5 separate regions of the Mus musculus genome follow, and all the other regions are linked to region 5. The links are chromatin loops, found by intact Hi-C in ENCODE. Cell type or tissue: left cerebral cortex. All regions are shown on one strand. Region 1 overlaps Klhl29 (kelch-like 29). Region 2 overlaps Klhl29 (kelch-like 29). Region 3 overlaps Atad2b (ATPase family, AAA domain containing 2B). Region 4 overlaps Klhl29 (kelch-like 29). Region 5 holds the start of Klhl29 (kelch-like 29).

The links. A loop is a pair of places that touch in the nucleus more often than their neighbours do. Peaks named below come from ENCODE experiments on the same cell type or tissue, not always from the same donor. Only the 100,000 strongest peaks of a DNase experiment are listed, where the experiment ranks them.
Region 1: it touches region 5 in a loop (5-fold over the local background); 2 of 42 quality-filtered maps call a loop at or near these places.
Region 2: it touches region 5 in a loop (3-fold over the local background); 9 of 42 quality-filtered maps call a loop at or near these places.
Region 3: it touches region 5 in a loop (2.8-fold over the local background); 2 of 42 quality-filtered maps call a loop at or near these places.
Region 4: a loop joins it to region 5, with 2.2 times the contacts of the local background. A loop is called at or near these places in 3 of 42 quality-filtered maps.

The regions. Positions count from the first base shown.
Region 1 is chr12:5,266,354-5,271,353 of GRCm38, reverse strand. All of the region lies in intron 2 of Klhl29 (kelch-like 29), which reads left to right. Among named protein-coding and RNA genes, the nearest start is that of Gm51980, 14 kb to the left of the region's middle. RefSeq lists an enhancer at 1,786-4,916. In left cerebral cortex, no CTCF peak of the experiment used is centred here; DNase peaks (open chromatin) are centred at 1,801, 2,030 and 3,001; H3K4me3 peaks cover 424 bases; H3K27ac peaks cover 3,773 bases.
Region 2 is chr12:5,140,302-5,145,301 of GRCm38, reverse strand. Klhl29 (kelch-like 29) reads left to right here. Exons shown (of 14, transcript NM_001164493.1): 4 at 4,594-4,735. Among named protein-coding and RNA genes, the nearest start is that of Gm51980, 140 kb to the left of the region's middle. In left cerebral cortex, CTCF peaks have their summits at 2,308 (motif pointing left) and 4,025 (motif pointing right); DNase peaks (open chromatin) are centred at 2,316, 3,110 and 4,075; H3K27ac peaks cover 786 bases.
Region 3 is chr12:5,027,310-5,032,309 of GRCm38, reverse strand. It overlaps Atad2b (ATPase family, AAA domain containing 2B), which reads right to left. Exons shown (of 28, transcript NM_001362349.1): 25 at 134-817. Among named protein-coding and RNA genes, the nearest start is that of Atad2b, 110 kb to the right of the region's middle. In left cerebral cortex, a CTCF peak has its summit at 3,102 (motif pointing left); a DNase peak (open chromatin) is centred at 3,078.
Region 4 is chr12:5,247,836-5,252,835 of GRCm38, reverse strand. The region is part of intron 2 of Klhl29 (kelch-like 29); the gene reads left to right. Among named protein-coding and RNA genes, the nearest start is that of Gm51980, 32 kb to the left of the region's middle. In left cerebral cortex, a CTCF peak has its summit at 2,672; a DNase peak (open chromatin) is centred at 852; H3K27ac peaks cover 868 bases.
Region 5 is chr12:5,372,192-5,377,191 of GRCm38, reverse strand. Klhl29 (kelch-like 29) reads left to right here and starts at 1,510. Exons shown (of 14, transcript NM_001164493.1): 1 at 1,510-2,090. It overlaps 2810032G03Rik (RIKEN cDNA 2810032G03 gene), which reads right to left and starts at 1,472. Exons shown (of 2, transcript NR_015579.2): 1 at 664-1,472. In left cerebral cortex, a CTCF peak has its summit at 1,875; DNase peaks (open chromatin) are centred at 1,832, 2,339, 2,747, 3,353 and 1 more place; H3K4me3 peaks cover 4,813 bases; H3K27ac peaks cover 3,134 bases.

The sequences.
Region 1 (5,000 bases), 110 kb after region 5:
GGGTAAAGATCTTACTCTGCAAGCATGAGGGGCTGTCGTGATCTAATCCCCAGAACCCACATAAAGCTGAGAACAGTAGCATGTGTCTACAGTCCCAGAACTCCTACAAGGAGACAGGAGGCAGAGATGTGAGAACCTTTAGAAGCACGCAGTTCAGCTGCCCTGCTTCTATGCAGCAACAAAACAAGAGTCTGTGTCAAGCAAGGTAGACGCCAAGGAAGGGCACCTGAGGTGTCTTCTGAACACACATGTTCTGTGTAATATATGTGTCTATACTCTTACATGGGTTTACACACAGAGAATCACACACACACATACACACACACACACACACACACCTTCTTAGAATTGAACATGGTCTCACTATGTAGGCCATGCAGGTTTCAGTCTTATGGAAATCCCCTGCTTCATGTTCAGCCTCCCAGACGCTGGGGTTACAAATGTACCCTATCCATATCCAGCGAGATAGATCTTCAGGCAGCAGGGACTTGGAGCAGAACATGTATGTCCCTAAGGTCATTAAAGCCAAAGGTGGCTCTGGGCCATTTCCTAGGAGGTAAGGGTACAAGTGCAGTGGAGCAACCTTGCTGTGGTTGTGACACATCTTTCCCCATGTGCTGCTTCTAGATGACTTATCAAGGTTCGGAGAACACATGAGTAGGGCACCTTGGCTTTCGTTAGGGAAGTAGCCTACTGGATTGTTGAGTGTGTTTATTCTGGGCTCAGCACTGTAAGAGTCTTGCTCTATGTGATGCTCTTGTACCTGCAAATTCTTGTTGCTGCCCCCTTCAACAGTCAGCAGAGTGTGAGCTTTCCACCAAAGAGTTAACAGCGGTTGAGAATCTCTCTTTGTAGCATTTCACAGCATGGCCAGGGAAGCAGAAAAGAAGGAGATGGTACTTAGACAGTGCACCCGCAAGGAAGGACACAGTGGGATACATTCGTGGTAGACAAGAATGCCCAGAGGCAGGTGCCTGGGATGTCTTTAGGGAAGAGGGAGAAGCGAGGTAAGCAGCAGACGTCTGAAGTCTAGGAAGAATGTGAAGAACTCTTAACTGGTCAGAAGAAAGGGTGGAGAGGACGAAGCTACGGGTTAAGCATTGCGAGGCACGGAGAACATTTTGCTACTGTGGTTTCTGCTTATCTCAGTGCACGCGATGCATTGTGCTTTGTGCATTTACACTTCCACCTGGTTGCATTTTATTAAGTCCTAGCTTTGTGTTTCTGACAGCTGCAATCAGCATCAGGAAAACCATGTCCTCACTGCTTAGAGATCACTAATTATCACCCATCATCTTCCCCCTCCCTATCCCCTGCCCCCGTGAAAGTTGAAGAAATATCTAACAGTGATGACATAATGTTGATGTTTTAGACAACAGCTGTGACTCGGAAGTCCCTTTAACATACTTTTTTTTTGATTTAAGAACCTATTCGGTATTTCGGGAATTGTTGTCTAGGTTTATTTTTTGCTTTTAAAAAACTGGACACTTACATGTTTGGAAGCATAATTTTTAAAAACCTAATTTCTCCAACCCCATATCTCTTTCAATCAATTTGGATGTAGGGGGTGAAAATCCAGATCTCAAATCACGCACATGGCGTTAAACAGCCTTTCTGAGTTCGTTGCACGAGGCTGCACTCTGACCACTGCACGAGGCTGCACTCTGACATGCCTCCCGAGATTTGAATGTTTTGATAAATCGTGATTATGCTGCTTTTTCCCTGAGTACAGAAGTGGGACTGGCATCTGCTTGCTTGTCTGCTACAGAGCATCTCCCGTCTTGGGCTTGCTGTGACCATCTTGATGAGCTCAAATTGCTTCCTGTACTAGTTTAGGGGCAGCAGTCCTGGAATGACCTGGGTCATCTTGGCAATCTGGGATGTAGAAGTCCCTCTGAGTCTCAGAGAGGCTGCTGGTTCAGACTCATGCCACTAGTACCTGGAGCCTCCCCATATGATCCCGGGAACCAGCTTTCGTTTGCAGGCTGGATGGAGATCTTGGGTTCTGTTTCTTGATGGGCTGTGTGCTCCTCTGGGTCTGTAGTTGGGAGTCATCCGCATTGATGGGAACCTAGCTTCGAGGCACTGTGGGGGCGGGTTTGAGGATGAGACTGGCCCAGCACAGGCAGACTCTATAAGGTGAGGACTGACAGCATGGAAATTCTCCTGCTGTGTGAACACGCAGGGCACCACTTTGGATCAGACTCACTCTGTTCATTAATTGCTGGGCGCTGTCCCTGATGTATGGGTTGAAAGCATGGACTGACAAAAGAATTTAAATAATTAGATCTTTTTTTATTTACTAAGCTTTTCCGTTACCCTTTGCAAAGAGTAAAACTATTTTTTGAACCTTTACAATGTTGCTATTCTTATTCAGAAAGTTCTCTGACCTGCATATCTTACCTTACATGTCAGATGGCCTGAAACTCCTCTACACAGGAATCTTCTTATAACTTTTATACAGATAAAAGTCCAATTCTATGGCATGCAATTCAATCAGTCTTGCAGAGACCTGTGCCCACCCCTGCTGCATACATCCCTGTCAGGAAAAGGAACATTTCCGTCGACCCCCTTCGAGGCCAATATCCCAAACCAGAGGAGTGAGTGATTTGTTTTGGACATGCCTTTTAGCGTAGTGGCTTTTAAAACATCACCTGCATTTTGAAGCTGACCGTCTTCCTCTGAAGACTGTCTGCTGCTCATTCCTGGGCACTGGATTCCATTGTTAGAGGCAGGTCAGAAGGACAGTCTTTCCATGGTGTGAGGTCCCCTGGCTGGGACTCAGAGGTCCTGAAGTCTAGTCAGTGGTGTACCTCTGCTTGGGAGTAAGAGATGCAGGCATTCGCAATGCTTCCGGAACAGGGGATGGCAAGAAAGCTTATTCTGTTTCCAGGATCGTTTGTCTGCGATTGTGCTCGCTGAGCAGGACTCCAGATTAGAGGAAAAAATGAGAGAGGCCCACTCATCGGCCTGCATAATCAGCACTGAACAGATTTCTGCTCCAACAAAGAGAACAGTGTGTTCCTGAGACTGCTGTACATGCTCGCTGGTGGGCGGTTCTCCTGTGAGGGAGGCAAGTTTTTCAGCACCCCCACCCCATCCACTACTTCCCTTTGTGTTGGCCCCAGACTTTCTGGCTCCTGAGAAGCGGTTATTGACCTGAGGCCTGGAGAGGGCAGACACACACACAAGAAAGCAAAGCCCCGTAAACCCACCTGTCTGACCAACCTGCTCACGTCACTGGGCGGTCAGTGAGTATTCAAACACCCTCTAACTCCTTTGCTTGCTTGCCTTTTAGTCTCATGCTGTTAGGCTGATAGCCACTCCATATGCTTACAAGGACTGTGCCCCAACTGCACCCTTTGTGACCCCCCCCACCCCTAAGGAAGCCCTAATCTGCACTGTTCGGGTGTTGTGTCTGAATACTTCCTATAAAAGCAGTCAGACTACTGACTCTCAAGACACCAAGAAAGAGCAGCCAGACTGCCCTGTGATTTTAGCCCTCATGGGTCTCTCCTCTGTGACCCCCTGTGGGTGATTCTTTCGGTGTGGTTCAAGTGGTTAAAATCCCATTGACACTCAGGACTGTATGGACTAGTCAGGATTAAGCGTGTGTGTGTGTGTGTGTGTGTGTGTGTGTGTGTGTGTACACGTGCACATGTGTGCACAGGTCTCTCTTGCAATTGTTATTTTCCTCTTTAATCAAAGGGATTTAAATGGCCTGAGAATATATGTGCTTTTTTTGAATGTCAGAGTTGTGCCCTTTGTAAAATTACCCCAGGGTATGAGAAGAGAAAGTGTAAGCAATTAAAATGCACAGGACAGCAGCAGGGGAGAGCAACACAGAAACTGCTGCCTGCCTGGAGGACCCAAGGGACCTGAGCCCTGGGTTGGGAGGTGGGGGGCGGGGGGGGGTGATAAAGGAGATCCAACCCACCCCTTGCTCTCTTGCTAGGGCTGTAGTGTGGCTCTGACCTTTGACAAATTGCCTGCTCCTCAGTGACTCCATCTGCATGCAGACGTTGGACTAATGGTCACTTAAGATACATGTTCCTTTAGCTGTTGGCTGTGATCACTGCCAATTAGACCGGAAATGCTTAGGTTTTAGATACTCAGACTGGCCAAAGATGTTCCTTCCATCCATCAGTGGTGTGTGGGATTCATGAATGTTCATCATCATGTCACTGTCACCGTCACTGGCCTTGGGAGCCAAACCAAGACTGTCAAAGCCCTGTTATCCACAGTACAGCACTGTGGACTCATGGCTCCTTCACTTCGGTTAGGGGCCGTCCTCATGTGTGCTCTGGCTCTCACCAAGATCCTGAGAGAGAAGGGCCACAGCAGATACCAGTGAGGGGGAGGGGAAAAGATAAGCTCCTTTGAGCCCAGCTCCCAGACCTGAGTCTCCAATAGCTCCAGACCTTGCCCACATTGTTATCTCTGTTTATGTTTGAAGGGGTGGGGCCATATGAATTACATACCAACATGCTCTGCCCACCAAGCCCCACTCCCTCTTCTTAGGATCGTCTTGCTCTATCATACTGCCTGTGAAGGCCACAGAAGATCACTCTTGGAGCTAGCCGAAGATGAGGAGCAGGAGCCATTCATCCTTCACAGTGAATCCTGGGAGCCTGGTCAGAGGCTACTCACTTGAGAGTAGCCGAGGCAGTGAAGTGTTCTTTGGAACAATCTGTGGTCATACAGGTCTAACACATTTTAGAAGTGGTTTTCATTCAACGCTTACTGAATTAAAAAAAAAGACAATTAATACTCAATCCTTAAAGAAATAAATCCTCTCATTTGGAGCAAAATGAAGCTAGTGCTCTGTGGCTAACAGCCACAGTCTTTTATAGAGCAGAGCCCAGGGCCCAAGAGTTGCTGGGACTCTGTAGCTGGCTTCTCCAGCGCTAACTGCTCCATGGCTACCCTGTAGTTTCCATGGTTAAGGTCAGAAAGTTTATATCCACGAAAGCTGGGGGTCAGGAGATGACGGGCTGAGT
Region 2 (5,000 bases), 230 kb after region 5:
CCTAGGCACTCAAGGAGAGGTGGAGGGGGATCAACACTTTCTGGTTATTGTAAGTGGATTAGGTTAGCCAAGCCTCTGAGCAGCCTCCAGTAGCCTCCAGGGCTATGGAGTCAGCCAGTGGTCCCCAGCAAGGAGAAGCAGATTATCCATGCCTCTGCCCCATGGCCTGTGTGTGTCACGCTTCCTCCTGAAGCACGCGCTGCAGAGTCATTCATTCCTTAAATGAGAAGTGATGTCACTGCTCTCGTCCTGCGGAGAGCTATGCCAGGCATAGCACCTGTTGGGCCAGGTCTTCATGGAGTCTGCCTGGCAGGACCGGGTCAACAGGACCTCCTGGCAGTGTGCAGAGCACTGTGGTGATGGAGAGTTGAGATGGGACTCTGAATTCCCATCATCGCTCAAACCTTCCTGACCACTTGGTCGCCTCAAATATTTGTGATGTTTTTGTGCAAAGTAGAGATAAGTCCTCTTTCTGGTTGGACTGACCAGCAGAAAACAGGCTGTCTGGCTGCAGTAGACGTGTGAATGTCCAGAGGAAGCAGAAGGCCTTCCATGGGAGTTCAAGTACCTCTGCCTCCCAGCTGGTGCCATCTCCCTCGACCCCTCTTCCAGGGATCTTTGTATTCTGAGAGCAACACTGTGGATCCTGTGAAACTCTGTACCTGGTCTCCCCAGGCTGGAAGAGGGTAACCCTCCTGCTCTGGGAAGCTGCTGGGGGCTCTGGGAGGGCAGCCCAATGCCAGCAGGTGCTTTCAGCCTGTGCAGCCACCTCACAGAGTTTCAGCCATAAAGGACCCAGGTCTTTAGTGTTCTTCAGTCTCTGAAAGAAGCAGGATGCTGTCAGCCACCGTAAAAATGTGACCTTTGAAAATTTACAAGAGCCGAGGTTTAAAAAGCTGCTGTGTTAATGATGCATCCCATTAGCATCTCATTAAAGGGAAGCTGGGGGAAAACCAGCTCAAGCCCAGTGATGGGCAGATAGGGCCAGCCTGCAGAGCCAGCAAGGGAGAGCTATAATGGCTGGCCTCTCCTGATGAATACCATCACTTTACCGGAACAGAAGCCAGGGCCAGGGAAAGGTGGCTTCCCAGATGTCCCAGAGAGTGACAGCGGAAGAAAATGGGAAGTGAAGGAGGCCCTGCCCAGCCCATTTCTTCAGGGAAGCTGGTCTTTCTTGTACTGGCAGCCCACCCTCTACCCAACCCCACCCCCACCCCCTCTTCCACCCCCTCCCCCACCTCAGTCCTGCTCTCCTTCTCTAAGGCAAGCCCTCATTTGAGCTCAAGAAAAGCCTGGATTGCTCCTTGGGATTCCAGATGTGTGAGAATTCAAGACTATGATAGGGAAATTCAGAGCTAGAATCACAGATCCATACAGGGTCCCAGACCTTTGGAGTCTGCATCTGCATGTGCTTATTCGGGGGGTGGGGGTCTAGAACCCTTGACAGGAAGAGAGGCCCCTGTGGTCAGTCTCCCTGCCTCACATACTACTGGTCAGTCCATATATGGCTCACCTGGAAGCCCTGGGCCTCTCAGCAAAGGGCACTCCTGCATCTAAGTTGTTTGTTGACAGAATCAAGAAAGGAATATTCACTTGACTGCTTTAATAAAATAAAATTTCTGAACTGCAAATTGCTTGCAGCTTAAGATGTTGCTAGCGCAGAGCAGAAAGAATGTGAGTGGTTTTATTTATCATTCCTAAAGGGGCGGGGAATGAACTTCAGAGCGGCTTTCTTTACTCTAAGAAACACTTGTATTTCATAATAGACACAGAGACAAACAGGAGGCTGGCAGCTGGGTAGTCATCTACCCCCATCACCATCACCACCCCCACCACCATCACCACCACCACCACCAACACCACCCTCCCATGGCTCTGGATCAGCCTATGCAGACCCAGAGTACCCTGCTTCTGTTTGGGGTACAGGGGGGGTTGCATTGTTCAGAGGCATTTACCCGCTGGTCCATCTGAGAGCAAGGCCTGGGTCTGATTACCATCACCCACCTCACCACTGCCCTGGCCGGTTCATAAAACAAGACCCCAGCCCAATAGTTATTTGCCAAGACATGAATAAGCCGGTGCATAAGCTTATTTGTGGGGAGAAGTGTGCTATTTTTCAAGTTCAGAAACCCCTCTAATTTGGGGGCCAACATTAGAACTCCCAGTTTTATAGCACAGAACCTGATGACCCAAACTCAAGAAAACTGAGATCCAGCAGTGCAGGGAGAGGACTCAGAAATCTTAAACCAAGCTGTTTGCTATCTGGGAAACCTCTGGGTTATGGGCAGCAGAGAGGAGCTGCAGCGCCCCCTCCTGACAGAAAAGGTTTCCACATTGTCAGCCAACAGGCTTGCTAGCTAGGAGGCTGGAGAATGGGGGCGGGGTCCCAGCATCCAAATGTGCCCTCTAGACAAGGCTCTTGAATAGGCAAAGCATAGCCTCCTTCCCGCTCAGGTGCCTCAGATTTCAAGAACAATTTCTGTGTCTCAAAACCCACCAGGATCCTGGAACCTGGGAATAGAGGAAGGACTGCAGCTTGCTAGATGGTTTCTGCCTCCAGACGGAGCATGTGTTAAAAGTTGACTCTTAAGAGAACTCTGAGAAGGCCTCCCCAATATTTCCTATGCGTCATCACGATTATGGCTCTCTCCCAATATGGCTATATTCCCCTTTTGTATACTACTCCCCACCCCCACCTCCTCATCCATGCCACAAGCAAGAGAAGGGCCTCTGGTCAGGATGCTTGTCTGATCAGCTTAAGATGTTGCTAACACAGAGCAGAAAGAATGTGAGTGCTTGGGAGACTCTTCCTCTGCTCATGTTCTGTTCACAGAAGCGGAGCATTTGAAGTACAGGCCAGAGGTAAAGTGCAGCCTAATGCAATTAGCTCAGTTCCGCCCGGGTCTCAATGCTGCCTGGCTCCTGCTCTCTCAGCAGGCCCTGCTACAAGGCACCGTGTACCAAAGTGTGATCCAGCAAAACTCCAGAAGCCCTGCCCAGCCTCCTGACCACGTTACCCAGGGGACTCACCCTGCACAAGGGCCGCACAGGGAGCTCTGCCTCCAGCTTCATCACTGAGTCAGGCACTCACCAGAACATGCTATAAGAAATGTGACTTTCATCTGAAGATGCTTCTGAGAGTCCCTGGAGAACGTCTGCCCCTCATCCCAGTTCTCATGCTGCCACAGGCCTGACTGGGTGTTTAGGAGCTGTTATGACTCATCTCAAAGCCAACGCCACAGAGATCCTCGCCCCCTTTGTATCCCAGTTTTCTTATCCCAGCCTCTACAGTATGTTTAGGATTTTAAAACTATTTATAAATAACGGCCATTGAAGGAAATTTAGTCTTTAGATGTAGTGATACACAACTGCAATCCAAGCACTTGGTAGTGAGAGATAGGAAGGCCGTGGGTTCAAGGGCAGGCCGGAATACAAACCCTTTTAAAAAAAAATCTGGGGGTGGGGTCAGTGGTAGAACACCTGTAAAACTGGTACAGTACCCTGAGTTCAGTCCCCAGAACCATTCATTTTGAGAAATGCATACGAGTGTAGAGAAGAAGACACCCATAATCCTCTCATCCAAGGATAATGTCTCGCCAACATTTGGGTCGTCCATCTCTCATTGGTCAGCACCAGGACAGTTCATAGGGAGATCACACGGGTCTAATCTTGTGGTCTGGTTTTCCTCATCAAATCACAGTGGGAACACTGTGCCTTCTCATTATAAATTTCTAGACAGTATACTTCTTAGTAACCAATGTCCTCTCAGGAACTGTGTCTGGGGGAGGCCAGTGTCACCTGAGGTTTGCTTTCATTCTGAGGGCCTGTCTCTTGTTCATCTCAGAAAGTGAGCTCACAACAGCACTCTCTGAGGTGCCCTGGGTCCTTCCTACCTGGGGCTGTAGCCTGACCTGTCCAGCCAACTCCCATAACTCCCTCCCTTTCTCCATGGGACACCTGGATCCCAAGAGCATGTGTAAACAAACAGTGTGGGAAACTGGGGATGATCATGCAGTGGCCCTCGCTTGCCACCTGATGGTGGTATTCTGCAGAACATTTGCTACCTCATTAGGAATTCTCTGTCAAAGCCACAAGTCCTGGTAGTCTGAGAATAAGCAGGTACAGTCAGTGCTCTCAGCACATGCCCTGGATACGTGGGTAGCATTTGGGTTATCGTGGGTGACTGACAGTCTGAGGGCCGAGGTGTCCCTCCAACCAGAGTATAGAGTGCTCTATCAGTTACACTAGTCCCCTGGGATAGGCTGCTATAGAGATACATGGTAAGGCACTGGCTTAGAGTTCCTGGAGGCCAGGGGCTCATCAGATGCAAACCTGCAGATACTCTGTCCTGATATCCCATGATCCCTCTGGGAAAAGAGGCAAGGGTCCCAGGGTTAGTGGGGCTGGATACAGGCACTCTTGTGCTCTCTCTCTCTCTCTCTCTCTCTCTCTCTCTCTCTCTCTCTCTCTCTCTCTCTCCCCTCATGAGCCCAGTAGATAAAGCTCACGTTTCAAGGATACTGCTGAGGGAACATGTTCCAGACACGGTCCTAGAACAGCCCATGCTTACCATTCTCTTCTGCTTCCCCACAGGCTCCCGGCATCTCCAAAGCTGACAATCAGTCTCAAGGACTCACGACCAGCATCCGATGGGGGCAGACGCCTGTCAATCAGTCCACGCCCTGGGACACTGATGAGCCGCCCTCCAAACAGATGAGGGAGAGCGACAATCCAGGTGAGTGTTCATCAGCTGACAGAGACACACTGACTAGCTGGGTGCTCTGTTCTTCTCTAGAGGCCCTGACCCATGAGTCTGCAGAAGCCCAGACGCTGGGCTTAGGATGTGTGGGACACCAAGTTTCTCAAGCCACACTTCCGGGGAGATGTTATTGGCTTGAGCATAGTTGCATGAGCACCAGGATGCTCTAGCCCCAGGACTGGAATTTCTTCTGCAGCATCTTGGTCCTCCTCTGGCAGCTCTGACCTTTCACGGCTCCTGG
Region 3 (5,000 bases), 340 kb after region 5:
GATTGGACTGTAAGATGTTAATGGCCACTCCCCTCTGAGAATCTGTTGTTTCTCCTAGAAAGCAGACAAAATAGGTAACGAATTAACTGTGGCATTTAACCCTTCAGAAACTGTGCTAAGACTTTAGCCCTACCTTCTCTATCCAGCTCTGTCTCTTTCCCCTCTGCATCAGGGCCAGGCTCGGGCTTCTCACTACTGCTACATTCCAGCACTTCTAGCTTCTCAGCAGCATCTCCACGATTTTCATTCCATGTTTCTGGTTTGTCTTTTAGTTGTTCCTCCAGAGCAATCTTTTGTTCAGAACTAGACTTTTCTCCACCATCAGGCAGAGGAACTACTTCAAGAACTCTGCCATTCTGACACTCCAGAACAGGAATTCCTTCAGAGCTGTCAGTGGAAGCCTCACCATTTAGACAGGTGCCTTTAAGGAAGGGCTCTTTCTTAGATGTCTGCTCGGGGTTGAGGGAACTGCTACTGTGGACGAGCAGAGATTCATTTGAACTCTCCTCTTCTGTTGATGCAAAGTTCTCTTTGGTGCCCGCTCCACTATTCAGCCTCTGACCCTGGTCCATATCCATGATGTCACATGAAGATTCATCGTTGGTCATAGATAAGTCTCCAGTCTCTTCTCCATTTTCCTCATGGCAATCAGTGCTTACCTCAAACTCTCCATTCTCCAGCAACTTCCTGTCCTCTGTATGGTCATAGTCTGTAAACTTGGTGTCTTCCTCATCTTTCTTTAAATTATTGACTTTCCTTTTCTTAATAATTCCTTTACCCCACTGTGATCGCCGCCTTGATTTTCTCCGGACTCGAACTGTTTGATAAGAAAGGGGGAGAGCATGTAAAACTTAAGAGTCTAATGTCTATTTTACATCATAGTAGACCCCTTCCAAAACAATAAACCTATACTGGCTAAATACAAACAAAAATTCTTGGCTGATGATATCCATGCTGACTAGTTGTCACAGCCTATAAGGAAAATGAAGTTAAAGATAAACTTGGATAAATGCTACCTTCTAATTTAATTTTACTTAGTATGAATTTGCTTGGCATTAACCTTTCTTACTACTACTGATTCTACTTTATAGCCATTTCTAATTTTCAACATTCAGGGATTAGCCATTTAATACATTTAGGGAATTATTATATTACCAAGCTGCCCAGAAAGCCTGGGGCCAGAGCATTGGATTTCTACCAGGAAGGTTGGTGTGTTGCCAGTAATAACACACAAAGATAGCACCTCAACTATGAAGAAAACAAAACAAAACCCTATAAGCTAATGCTGTGGGACCCAACAGTTACAGGTATCCCCACAAACAAACACACACTCTGCTGCCTCTCCTTACAGAAAAAGGTATCACCTACAGGATGGACAATCATGAACAGAAGACTATATTAGGCTACGTGAACAAACTGTTAACCATTTCCTCAAACACAAATGGTTTACTTAATCGAGTCAACTTGATACAAAGGTATCTCCAAATATGTAGACTAATCAAGCCTTCTACTATTAAGGCAACACCATCAACAAAATATCAAAAGTAAGCGTTTGGTCAATTAATTGAAAAAGGAGACCTATAAGAGCTGTATACAATAATTATCCTGAGTAGACAGCTGGGCTTCCAGGTGCTAAGTCAGAGCCAGGGATTTGTGATCTCCTTCATGTATATGAGAGGTAGCTGATGAAGCCGTTGGATTCCACTGGGAAACGTAGCTCTTAATAGAAGCTGATATTCTATCAGCAGTGTATAGTGGAGCCACACTACCATGTTAAGCCTTTAAACCCTTCCTGAGAGTAGATGAGGAGAAATTTAGTAATTATTACTCCTTACTTTGCAACTATCATCTCCAAAATTCAATTTACTTAATCATTTGGCTCAAAGTTTACTTTTTCTTAAAAATTCAATGTTTTAAAATTTTCTTTTCATGCTTTCTCTGTTTCTATTTTATAATTTATAGGTTAATTGGCACAAGGGGGAAATGTTTACATTAGTCTAATATTAAAAGCTGATATATAAGCTTAGGTGACAAGCATCTACAACAATCTCACTGTCTAAAACTGATATTGGCTACACTAGAAGGTAAAGGAGATGGGACATCTTGCTATAAAGATTTAAGGCTTTTACTGTGAACAACTAATTTTCAACACTAATCACTCTCATTTTTAGCCATGGGGAGGGAAACAAAAATAAGAATTCTCAGTCTACTTGTTAAGTCATGGAATTCCAGAGCAAGAAAAACCTGAACTCTACCCAATCTAGGCCTAGTTCAAGTCTTTATATGTAGCACACTATACAAAGGCCAGAAGCTCACTGAAGCAAGTATATTTCTTACTTAGTGTTCCATACTAGTTAATAAGAGAGAGTGGGTAGGCCCCACTCCAAAACCTAGCTGGGCAACACACACTAGAATCCATGGTGAAGAGTGGGTCGGGGGCTTGGACTCACAGTTGAGTAGTCAGGGAGGGAAAGACAAAGGAGTTGGGTGAGAGGAGGTTAATATTTCCAAAGTATGTATGAAATTTTCAAGAAATAAAAATATCATTGAGAGAAGAGAACATATTCTTATTCTTTGGGAACAAGAAGATGTTCTTCCTTCTATCACCTCTCCTAATAGCATTTTAGAAAAGTAAGAGAAACCATATAAGCACCATGAACATAGAACTTTTAGTTTGGGTGGATACATCTTCACAGTATGGAGCACGTGGTAGTTGTACATGTGTATGTGGACCGAATCCTTAGCATGCCACTTCCTTGTTTACCTAGGACGCTCTATTCAAACACCCATTTTGTCTGCTAAGCCATCCTGACTGCCCCAGCCTAAAACTTGTTAAGGCGAATGTTCAACTTTTCTCATTAGTAGACACTGATATCAAATCAGAGACTGTAAAGGACTTCAAAGTTTAAATGAGAGTACAATGTTGTATAAAGAGACACAATCTGAGATGCACACGACTTTTAAAGTCAAGCTTTATTGTGAGACTTTTTCCAAAGCCAAGACCTTAGAAAAGCAACTGTCCCTTTGGGACATTTAGTTAAGATTTGAGTGTGTTAAACTAACACAAGACAAATGCTGTGTCACGTGTGCCATCTACTGGTAAGAGGAAACAAAATCCCACTGCAGACTTTAAAACTATTTTAATATTTAAAGAACTTAAACATCTTCTAAGAATGTATTTGCATCTCGTCCCCCCACCCCCACCCATATGTGTGCTCATGCATGTGCAACGCGTGCACTGTGTTCAGGTGACAACTTTCAGTAGGCATTCTCTCCTTCCTTCCTTTGGGGTCTAAGAAGCAAATTCAAGTGCTCAGGCTTACTCAGAAAGCACTTTTGTTTACTCAGATATCTTTCCTGAACAAACCAAAACCTTTGAAGGAGAATATTTGATGTATCTCATGAGTAAACATTAATATCAAATTCAGACTATAAAGGACTTAAAGTTTAAATAGTGCACAATGTTACATAATGGGACACAATCTGAGATTACAGCTTGGACAGATAGTCTTTACTGGTTTCATAGCAACTAAATGCATCCTTTTTAAAACTTGCTCCATATAAATGCTACTTTCCAAAGAGGTCAATGTGGGTGTGTGCAGCTCCCAGACCTCATCAGAGAAGTTTCTCTGCAGCTCATGGCTAACACAGAAACTTATAGCTGAACCAAGTGCAAAAACTAAGTACCCCTGGAGCTCAGCCACAAACGGGCTATCAGCATCACACCCTCTGCTACCCTGCTCTTCTCCACCCCTGGCTCAGGGACCCTTGCAGAAGAGAAGGTGGAAGGGTTGTAAAAGCCAGAGGGCAGGGAGAACCAGAAAAAAACGGTGTCTTCTGGACATCCCATGGTCACTACACCCATGAACTCAAGATGGCTGTGTTGTCTGCACAAGGTCAAGCCATGCAGCACAGAGGCAGGAGGCCTCAAACCCCACTGATAATTGATGTCCTTTGGAAGAGAAGAGAAAAAGAGACAGTTGGGTTTTTTATTTTTATTTTGAAATCCCTAGTAGGATTCCCCCATTCAGTGGAGAGTCCCATACCCAGTATAGATGGACTTGGTAAGTTATTTTATTTATTTATTTATTTATTAAAGAGCATGAAGTTGGGAAGGGTTGGGAATAAGGAATGGATCTGGGTGGAATTAAGAGGAGGAATGGGGTAAATATAGTCAAATTACATTGCATGAAATTCTCAAAGAGTTAATAGAAATATTACATTGTTTAAAAACATGACGATTGGGGCTGGTGAGATGGCTCAGTGGGTAAGAGCACCCGACTGCTCTTCCGAAGGTCCAGAGTTCAAATCCCAGCAACCAGATGGTGGCTCACAACCATCCCTAACGAGATCTGACTCCCTCTTCTGGAGTGTCTGAAGACAGCTACAGTGTACTTACATATAATAAATAAATAAATCTTTAAAAAAAAAAAAAGTGACGATTTGCTCCTTCAAACTCACTCACATTTGGTAAAAAGCATGCTACGGCCAGCTTTGTTGGCAAAGCAATATCATCACAGTTAGACCAAGAAAACAACATTTATCTTTCAAGGCAGGCAGCTTTTAGTGAAACACGAAGACTCCATCAGGAAGATGTCTATTAACATTTGTCTTTCAGAAAAATAATGGATCAGTATGAGTAAGTTTTTATGAAGAGCTAGAAGCTAGATTTTCCTTCTAAATACACCACACAAGGTTAAGACAAATTAGGCTACATGGATTTCTCAAATCAGCATTAGTTTTCCCTTAAAGGACCAAACTTTCTACTGCCAAACCAGCCATCTCCACGTGGTGCTCATTTATACTACATATCATACAAGGAGTGGGGTAAGAGTGAGCCAGAGGGATAAATGTACCTGTTGCCTCCATATCTCTATCCAAAGCTCAGTGTTCAACACCAAACATGTTTCAAGGGTTTTATTTATCAAAAAAAAAAAAAAAAAAAATTAAGTACAGAAAATATCAAGTAATGTTAAAGACAGAATCCTCATTCTAAATCT
Region 4 (5,000 bases), 120 kb after region 5:
ACCTGTCACACATTTCAGAGTCCTTGCTAGCAAGCATCCCAGCCCATCTCACTGCCTCCCTCACCCTAAGCTCCTCCAGCTAATGGGTTCCCCTCCCCCACCCCAACCACTCATTATAACCCTGCTATTTCAGCTATACTGTTTGTTCGTTTTGTCTTCCCACCTCTCTCTCTCTCTCTCTCTCTCTCTCTCTCTCTCCTCTTCTCTCTCCTCTTCTCTCTCCTCTTCTCTCTCCTCTTCTCTCTCCTCTTATATGTGTGCGTGGACACACACATGTATATATAATATAATATAATATAATATAATATAATATAATATATCATGGAACAGTTGTGTCATCGGATTAAATATCAGAAGATAGAAGAGTGAAGTTGGCATATTTCTTTCCCTCAGGTTATATAGGTTTAAAACTTGACCCCCTTGGCCACTTCATGAAAATGTCATTTGTTACCTCTAATTCTGTTTTCTTATCTACAAAATGGAGACATTGTGAATACCAATGTCAGAGTGTTTAATCCCAGGATTCAATGAGATGATATATGTGACATGATAAATGTTCAAAAGGGGTTAGTATAGAGGTGCTAATTGTAATTGTGACTTAGTAGCTGCAGTAATATTGAAGTACAGTTTTGTGAGTTAAGAACTTCCTTCCCCATCATGGCCACAGTCTTCAGGAACACATGCTTCGCTGCTGTGGACCCTGGCCTTAGCCTAAAAACTCGTCCTCAGCAACTGTGCAGTGATCCCAGGTGGTGGAGAAGCCATTAAAGGCACTCCTTGACTCCTTTCTCTTTCACGTAACACTGCCCCTAGCCCTGGCGGAGTTGTATAATATTCTTTGTGGGAGGGAGACTGTGGAAACGTTTTCCATTTTTATTTTTCCTACTTGGAAGTAAAGACAAGCTGTGCCTGCCACACCTCATGGGTGGCTGGCATTAGAACACAGTGGTTCTCTGGGAGGATCAATGTCTGGGCCACAGGACTTAGGGAGCACAAACGAGGCTGTATAGAACTGGGGAGCTGCTTTCTGCAAAGGCCGAGGGATACTCGGGCCTGGCCACCTCTGTCTGCCACACCCCGCTGCCTTACTCAAACCTCTTGAGGGCCTGGAAAGACAGCCTGGACACCCTGCCAAGGCTTGGGCCTTGCCATCTCTCTGAGAATGACTACAGATTTCCTCCATCCTGGGGAAGGCTATCTGCAACCCAGTCCCCACTGATACCCCTCCTGGTGTGCCATGCATGGCACCTCAACACTGTCAGATCTGCATTGAGGCCAAGAGCATCTCTCAGCCTTCTGTGATGTCCTATCTGTGCTCATCTGTGGTCCTCCCTGGGCATAAGCCACAGCTGCACACCTAACACACAACCCTGGTCCAGAGTTCCATCCAACCCCTAACCACCATAGTCACCCCAAGCTTCCCTCCTGATGAATCAGCTGACACCCCAGCATGTGGTTGCGGGGCCCTTGTCCCAGGCATCAGAGGCAGGTGTCATCTCCATGGAGTCCTTTGGGAAATACTCTGTGGTAGTGACTTCACGTGGGCAGTCCTCATGACAGGCAAAGGCTGGGTTCCTGATGCCAGTCAATTCCAAAGAACTAGCTCTGGGCTCCTGCATCCTCAAGTGCAGTACTGTTGCTCTCCAGCTCAGGGTTCCTCTCAGGCCCACACCTATACAGTCCCCACCCTCCCAGCTCCGGCCCTTCCACAGCCAAAGTCCAGCTCCTTTTTGTCAGCCTTTGAGACTCTTCAGGATCCCTGCCACAGCCCCTCATTTGCCCCTCCCTCAGGGTCCCCCTACCCCCAAGCTCAGTCCCACACAACCAACCTCTATGGTGTCTGTAATTCCTGCTGGCCAGGGCAGCACCACCTCCAAACAGCCGATACACCACCGCCAGTTCAGGCCCACCCAGAAGAGTGAGGGATGAACTCAGCTCTGATCTGTCACCCCACCTTAGATCTGTCATCAGAGAGGGTGTCAATTTTAACCCCTTTGGGATTTCCCCTACCCAGACTAGGAGAAAAGCCAGGCAAAGAAGTAACAGAGAGACCGGTGTGAGCTGAAAACCTCCCAGTCCCACTGAAGGCGAGCATCCCAAAAGGTGAAGCCTCGTTAGAGAGACTGCTGTCCACCCATCTATCTAAAGCAGCGGTTCTTAACCTTTCTAATGCTGCAACCCTTTAGTACAGTTCCCCATGTTGTGGTGACCCCCAACCATAAGATTATTCCACTGATACTTAATTCATACTGTAATTTTCCTACTGTTATGAATCGTAATGTAAATATCTGCTATGCAGGATATCTGATATGGGACCCTAGGTTGAGAACTGCTTAATTCCACTTAGATTCTAAGTGAGGTACCCTGGGGGATGTGTGCTGTGTTCATTTTGCCCACCTTGGCCTACCTGGGACAAGCCCCGGCGATTGCCTAGTCTGTGGAGTGGGAACATCGCGGGGAGAGGAGTTGAGGGGCCTTTCTGTCTAGCCTTCTGGGTTCATTGACTACTGGTGACAGAAGCAGAGCCTCCCAGGAGGAGGAAGACATTGAGAACAGAGCGTATTGTGCTGGACTCTGCGAGTAGATTCCTGGAATTCCTGCCTCTGATGAGAGGCCAAGGTTCAGGTCACTGCCCTGGCCTCTGTTTCCTGGGCCCTGAGACTGTGGTACCAATAGAACCCTCTGGGGGAAGCAAGAGCTGGTAATGAATGTCAGGCATCGTGTCCTTCAGGAGACTAGTTACATAGCCCACACTTCAGCTGAGTCACAGCTGTGTGCAAGTTTTCCTTTATTAAGACCACTTTTTATAAATGGCTTATTATGACAAGTTCCTATCAAAGATATCTCTATGTTTTAGCAAAAGGAACTTTAGCCACAGTATTAAGACACCCCTCACCCCCAAATAAAGTTCTGTTCATTTGCATCTTTTCCCTCTCTGAATATTATGGCTGCTAAAAATGTTACATTATCACCCACCAAAGCTGAGATGCCACTGAGGGCTTCAACAATGGTCCTTTGTTTCCGCATAACAAATTCTGCCACAGCCCGGTTTCCCTCACTCAAATGTTTGCGTCTTCACAGACATTTTCTTCACTGCAGACTTAGAATCAACAGGGATGGCTGGGTGGTGTCCTGTGTTTCTTCTGATTCCTTCTGCTTGGAACGGGAAGCAAGGGCCTGTGGTGGGTCATGTGCAGGTTAAATGGCAGGGGGTGGATGCATGTGACTCCCTTGAGGCTCTCCTATAACAAGCAAGAGGGACCCTCGGAGGGCCCTGGGCACAATCCCTCCTGGCTGGCCTACCTGTAGAAAAGGAGATGGGGGTGTGGTGTGCAGGAAGTAGAAGAAGAGTTCATGCACTGGACGTTTTCAGGCTCTTCTCTTGCAACCATGTAAGAAACCTTCCGGTACGACCAATGCCGTGGCTTTCCCCGGGGTCGGGGTCCCCACCTTCCCCCGTACACCGAAGCTGCAACTGTAGCTTACCCTTGAGGCTCACTTACAGGCATTCGAACCGGCTGAGCAGGCACGCATTCACTCCGGAGCCTGCTCAGGCCAGGCTGCTGCTCTTCTTGCTGCTGAACTGGCTCTACAGTAGATAATTCAGTGTCTGATCCTGGTTATGAGCTGTGTAGCCTTGGGAGAGCCTCTTCCCTCCTGTGCAAGATCCATCATCAGTCAATAGTTTTTACAGCTGCGATAGAGCTTGGAGAGCAAAGTCAGATCAACTGTGTCAAGCCCTTCACTGAGTACTTGGAATCCGGGATGGGTCTTCGGGAGATAGGGGATGCACCTCCCCTATATAGGAGATGCACACTCCCATCTTCTGGCTTCTCCTTGCTTTGTCATCTTTACTCCCATTAAAGACCTAAAGTTTTAGTCTAACCATACTGGGGAAATCTTTTAGGAAGAGGACCAGCTATCTGCTCCCCTCATCCTCGGTACTTTGTGTATAGGGTATAGATTCTGTAGGATCCAGGCAGTCACCATCTTCTAGTACCCTATCTCCCCAACTAAGAGAAGGAAAGGACCATCGCCTTACTAGAAGCATTTGTATGTAAATTCTCTGGAGTCTGGAAAGATAGCTAGCCCATTGGCCCCTAAACTAAGTAGCCAAAGCTGGCCATGCTTGCTGAACCATGTGCCTGCTCTTCACAGACTTCCTGAATCTTTTCTCTCCATATTCTTTAAGCTTGCTATGGTCATTGTTCTCATCTGAAGGAAAGCTCCTCACAGTTTCTCCAGACCTGCTCACTAGAGTTCTGTGCAGACACCTCCCAGGGTGTAAGTGAACAGACACAGGGCTTCTGTACTATGATGTCATGATATCCTTTGCTAGTTTCTTCTAGGGCTTTGGCTGATGGCTCCTTGACTTTGGGGTATAGAATAAACAAAGGAAGCTTTTTGGGTCTTTGTTTTTCTTTTCTCAGTTCTGGGTATTCAGTTCAGGACCTCACGTGCGCTAGGCGAGCATTCTACCATTAAGCTATATCCCCATCGGTAAAGTGGCTATTTTTTATTTTGAACATGTTAGGTACTTTGGGGGCCAGGATATTCTCCAGATAGTCGAGATAGGGTTTCTCTATTAGCCCTGACTAACCCGGAACTCACTCTGTAGACCAGGCTGGCCTCAAACTCTCTGCCCTTCAAGTGTTGGGATTAAAGGCATGTACCGCCAACCATCTCCCGGATACATTTTTCTTTTTAAAGGCTTAATCAGAAAATAATTAGGAGCCTGGTCACAGGTTAGAGAGCCATTCAAGTTGGACAGGAATCCAGGTTAACCAGATTCTCTTTGCTCCTAAGCCCAGTGGCCAGCCTCTGGGGAGGGACCTTAGCCCTTTCCAGCTCAAGCTCGCCTTTATTAGGTAGTTCTTCTGCGTGGTGAGAGAGTCAGCTCTCTCCATATAGAGTATAGCCCTCCGTTATCATCCCCTCCCCCACCCCACCCCCGACCAAATGGTCACACTTCCCAGAGCAGCCGCCAAGGTTTACACAGG
Region 5 (5,000 bases):
TGTCTTGGGGGTAGATTCCTTTGGGATGCAAACACTGTGCGTCCCTAACCCACCTTTCAAGCTTTTGAACACTAAAACTTCATCTGATTCTCCCCCCCCCCCAAATGCAGTTACTCTAACACCAACGGCCCATCTCCCCGCTGTCTTCTTCCCTCTTCACTGACAGTTCTCCTGCTACCCTCAGCAGATTATTATTATTTATTATTTATCAGCCATGACACTGTACTGTGCTTCCTACAAGATATTAAAGGATACACAACCCCTGCACTGAGTTTACAGCCAAAACAGCAGAGCTGTGGGTCTGACAATCACAGGAGGCCCCTGAGAGAAAAAAGTTCTCCCTCCTCCCTGGCAAAGACATGAGTGGAGCCTAGTAAAGCCTTCCCAGGACAGCCAGCCCAGATCAGCCTTAAAAAACAGCTATGTCCCTCCCCTATTACCCACCCACCCCCGCCCCCAGTTTGAAATAGGCCTCAGTATTTGTGTGGATGGGGTGGGGGAGGTATGGGTGAAGAGAAATGAAGAAGGAACCCACCGACTATAAACTTCAGACTTTAACCTTCAGACTTGCCTGAAAGATGGAGGGGAACTGAGCCACAGGCTTTCCCTCTGAATCTCAAAACAGGTGAGGGGTTCTGTGGGTCTGGGAATAAGAAAACTGACCTGCAGAGTTAGCAACCCAAGGAAGACAGGCACAGAAAAGAAGTGTGCTGGAGAGATGAAAAAGCTCACACCCACACCGGTAGCCACAGGTCTCCAGCCAAAGTTTCCTCTTAGTGTTCCAGTTAGGGTCTGCGTAGACAGCATGAAGAGAGGAAGACTCGGTCAGTGTGGATCTTGGGAGGGTTGGCTGCAGCTGGAGTGTCAAAGCAGGCCTGTGTGATCTGAGCAACCCAGGGAGGTCTGTGAAAACAGGAAAGTTCGCATATGCTCAGAAGTCAGGGCAGATGCAAGAAGACAGGACTGGCATGGCTCGCGGTGGTCTTTCAGAGATATGGACGTTCCCTACTCCTTCTCCAGGCTGGAGTGTCATAGGGAGGGCGGAAGCTGAAAGACGATTGGACTTTTCTTTCTCAAACTTTTCCACCAGTTTCCTCAGGTGTTGAGAGCAGCAGGGAAGCTCCCTTCAGTCCGTTTCCTTGAAGCCCGGGCTCTCTCGGAACCCGGAGGCCATGGCCCAGCAGCCCGGCCATGCGTCGTGAGTCTACCGGCGCGGCCACGGAGCCGGGCGAGCCGGGTATCTTTGCAGGGGGCGGGGGTGGCGGACCAACCACGGACACACCCGCTGGCATTGAGCCTGGGGCCCGGCGCGCGGCTGCAGGGGATCCCTGGGGCCCCGGGAGCCAAGCGCTGAGCCGGGCCGGGGGCGCCCCGCCTCCCCCACCCTCCGCCCCCGCCTACTCGGGCGTCTGTGATTGGCTCCGCCCGTCCCTGGCTGCGCGCCGAAGCCCGCCTCCCTCGCAGCTAAAGCAGACGGTACCCGGAGAGGAGCGAGCCAGAAGGGAGCATGGTCCCCGCGCCGCGGCCGCGCCAATCCCCGCGCCGCCGCCGCCGTCGCCGCTGTCCCTGCCACCGCCGATCTAGCAGCAGCTCTAACCCCGGCTCCGGCTACCCAGCGCACGTCCGCAGCCCAGGTCATTGGCGAGCCTAAGCTCAGCCCCCTCCCGGAGCCCGAGCCCGGAGCCCGGCGCCCGGAGCCAGCCCCAGCCCCGCGGCCGCCGCGGCTGCGGGGAGAGGGCGGGGGCGATGCTGCCGGAGCCGCCGCCGCTGCCGCCGCCTCGATGAGAGCCGCGCCGCACCGCGCATAGCCGCGCAGGCTGACAGGCAGAAAGACTGACTTCCCTCTCCCGGGCATCCTCCCTGGGCTGCCGGGAGGCGGCGGCGGAGGAGGAGGAGGAGGGAAAAGGGGAGAAGGCGGAGAGCAGGAACGAGAGGAGGTGGACCTGGATCCGTTTCTCCGGGCCAGGACTCGAGCGGCCCCAGCTACCGCTACCCGCCGGCGCCGTCCCCTATCCATCAACCCTCCTGCACCCATCCGCGACCCTGGGCTCTCTGCGCGTCGGGCCGGGGCTGGAGCGGCGCGGCCGCAGGTAAGAGCCGGATCAGGTTGGGGCTCTTGGGATGCCTAACGGGGCAGAGGGGAGGGAGTAAGGGTTCCCAGGGTCCTGGTAGCTTCTGGGCCAGGCAGGACTTGGGAGTGTGGCCCAGAGCCTGGAACGCTGGGCTCGGCTCTGGCAGTGGCGGCGGCTGGAGCTGGAGCCTCCCGCGTCTGAGCTCGCAAGCCTGCAGAAGCCCTTGCGCCTGCGCTGCTCCGGGGATGGAAAAAAGGGGGAAAAAAACTTCCTGCCCCCGGGTGTGTTATGCAGGGAATGCCTAGGGGAACTATCGCAGTGGTCGAAGGTGCTAGAAGCAAATACGACACCAGAGTCGGGTAGCGCTGGGCCGGGCCAAGCCGTGTGCGCCCCTCTCCTGGCCACCTCCCCCTGCGCGGCCCAGGGCCCCAGCAGTGCCGGGGGACCCAGAAAGCACTGGAAAGCTGGTCCCCAGGGCGGCCGTGTGCCCTGCGGGTTGGGGAGATGCGCGCCTGTGTGCCAAGGGAAGCTAGATGACGGGTTCTGCCACTCGCGTTCTTAGACCCAGCATTTGGGGACCGGGTTTCTTCACTGGATCCCAAGTAACTTTCGAGGTGGAAGAGCTTGAATATCATCTGAATGGAACCCACACAGACCGTGTTGTGACCTCCCCTACATTCCCTTGACACCTTGTGGTTTCCAGCGGGGGTTGGAGGTGGGAGGACAGCTTCAGGGATGCGAAGGGCGGGGAGGTGGTGGCGAGTGGAGAGGGGTTGTTTATGTGTGGGATAGTAGACCGGAGACACGTAGGTGGGAGTGTGGCCGCGCGCCCAGACTGCCACGGGCCATGCGGGCTGACCGCGGGCTCACGTCCGGGTCTTCGTGGCCTGGAGGCAGGAGGGTTATCTGTGGTCGCGCGCTGGTGCCCTCGCTGGGCAGTGTCGGCCCCAGGCCCTAGGGGAGAGAGGCGTGCTCGCTCCAGCCCAGATCTCGGAACCCGCAGCCCAGTTTCGTTCCGAGGCTGCTCCCGGGGCAGGTTCGGTGTGCGTCGCCTGGGGAAGGTGGAGACGCACTGCCTGCCTGCGGCTGTTCTCCCAGGAGCCGGCGACTGCAAAGCGCGAGTCTTGGATGCCTGGGTCCGCCTGCTGAGAAGCCCGTTCTCTCTCATCGCTGGCCTCTGGAACCGAAAGGCAGCAGCGGTCAGTTGACCGATCTCCCGCGGGTCCCCAGGGATGATGGTGGGTGAGAAGCATCCGGTCCTGGTACATGCGCGGCTCTGCGAAGCACATCGTTTCTCCCTATGGTGTTTGCGAGGCGGCGCGCCTGGGGCAAATCGTGAACGCAGATGTTTATGTAGCATTAGGCGAGACCTCTTCGCTGGAGGGACTAGACGTGGAGGATGCCTGGCTGCGGCTGCCGAGAAACTTCCACTCCTCAGTTCTGGGACATTCATGCTCCACCACTGCAGGCTCCAGCCCCTCATCAGCTAAGCGACGCTAGGATTTGGACTCCTCTTGCAGTGACAGATCTGTCCTGGTTACAGCTGTATTTATCCTCATTTCATTCTCTTTAAAGCCATTTGTCTAGTCACTACAGAGTTTCTCCCCTGCCGTGGTCTTACTGCTAACTCAGCCCGGGGAGGGCAGATTTGAGAAATTCTTTCCGTTCAGGATGAGTGATAGCACATTTAATTAGCCTACCTCACTCCTGGCTTTTTAAATTTAAATTAAGGGTGTGGGGGGAGGTGGAGAGCTAACTTTCTAATTATTTTTCACTGGGGGGGGGTGGTATTTAACAATTGTATAGATTGCTCATACTGACACTTAGAGAAAGCTTATGAGGAAGGACATAATAATTTAAGAGTTCCTTGTCATGCATGTATTTGATAGTCTGCCTGTTCCTACACGTTTGGAGCAGTGAGTCACAGTGTCTATATTCCCATATATTGTTCTGGAGTGCAATGGGTTTATCACATTGCTACAAATCAGGAAATCACTAGCATGTGTGCCCTAAAACCTTATATGAATTTAATAATGTTTAACTTGGCTTATGGGCTGATGCATTTAGCCAATTTTAATAACTTTTCTGCACAGGGATCTTACTAGTCCACAATTAAAAACATTGCCTTTGGTCCAGTCTTCCCATTTCTACCCTAGCTGTGGAAATGAGTAGATCTCCAACTTTCATTTGCAAGCAACAATCCAAACGAAATACCTAGGAGTTTTAGTGAAATAAAATATACTATGGTAGCCATGGAAACAAATAGATTAAGGCTTATTGGTTTCTACTGTATGTGGTGGGGGTAGGGTCCTAATGTTGGGTCTCTTGAGTTATGTTTCTAATGAATGGTGGTCACACTCCAAATACTCCATGTGGGAGATAAGCCGTACCAGAACTGTTTTGTGAGGGGTTGATTAGAACAAAGACTAGCGAAGATCCCGAGAGAATGACTTCTGCTCACCGTAGCTCCTCGCATCCAGAACACAAATGCATAAAGCCATTTTTGTTTTGTGTTCTTTCAAGTAGATGAGAAATGAGTCTGTATTTTTTTTAAGACTGGAAGATGTAGTTTGCTTATAAGCTCTAACTAGAGGAATCCTTAAGTCCAGCCCCTATTTTCTAGGAATAAAGATGTTAAAGTGTAGATGTTGGCGTTGATGGAGTGTGTCACAGTTACTATCCAGACCTGTCAGTCTAAGTGAGGCAAATCATTAGTCTATTCAAATCTTGCCTATTTCAATATTCATACATTTCCATGGCGATCCATTCTGGTTTTGTTTACTTAATCAACCTTATAAATCTTTGGCATCCATTTCAGTTGGACCATCTTTCCCCCTTCCATTTATCATTTGATTTGGCTTCAGCGCCTTCCTAATTGAAAGCACTCCCTCTCTCCCTTAACTAGTTCCCAAAAGTTTATGTGATTTG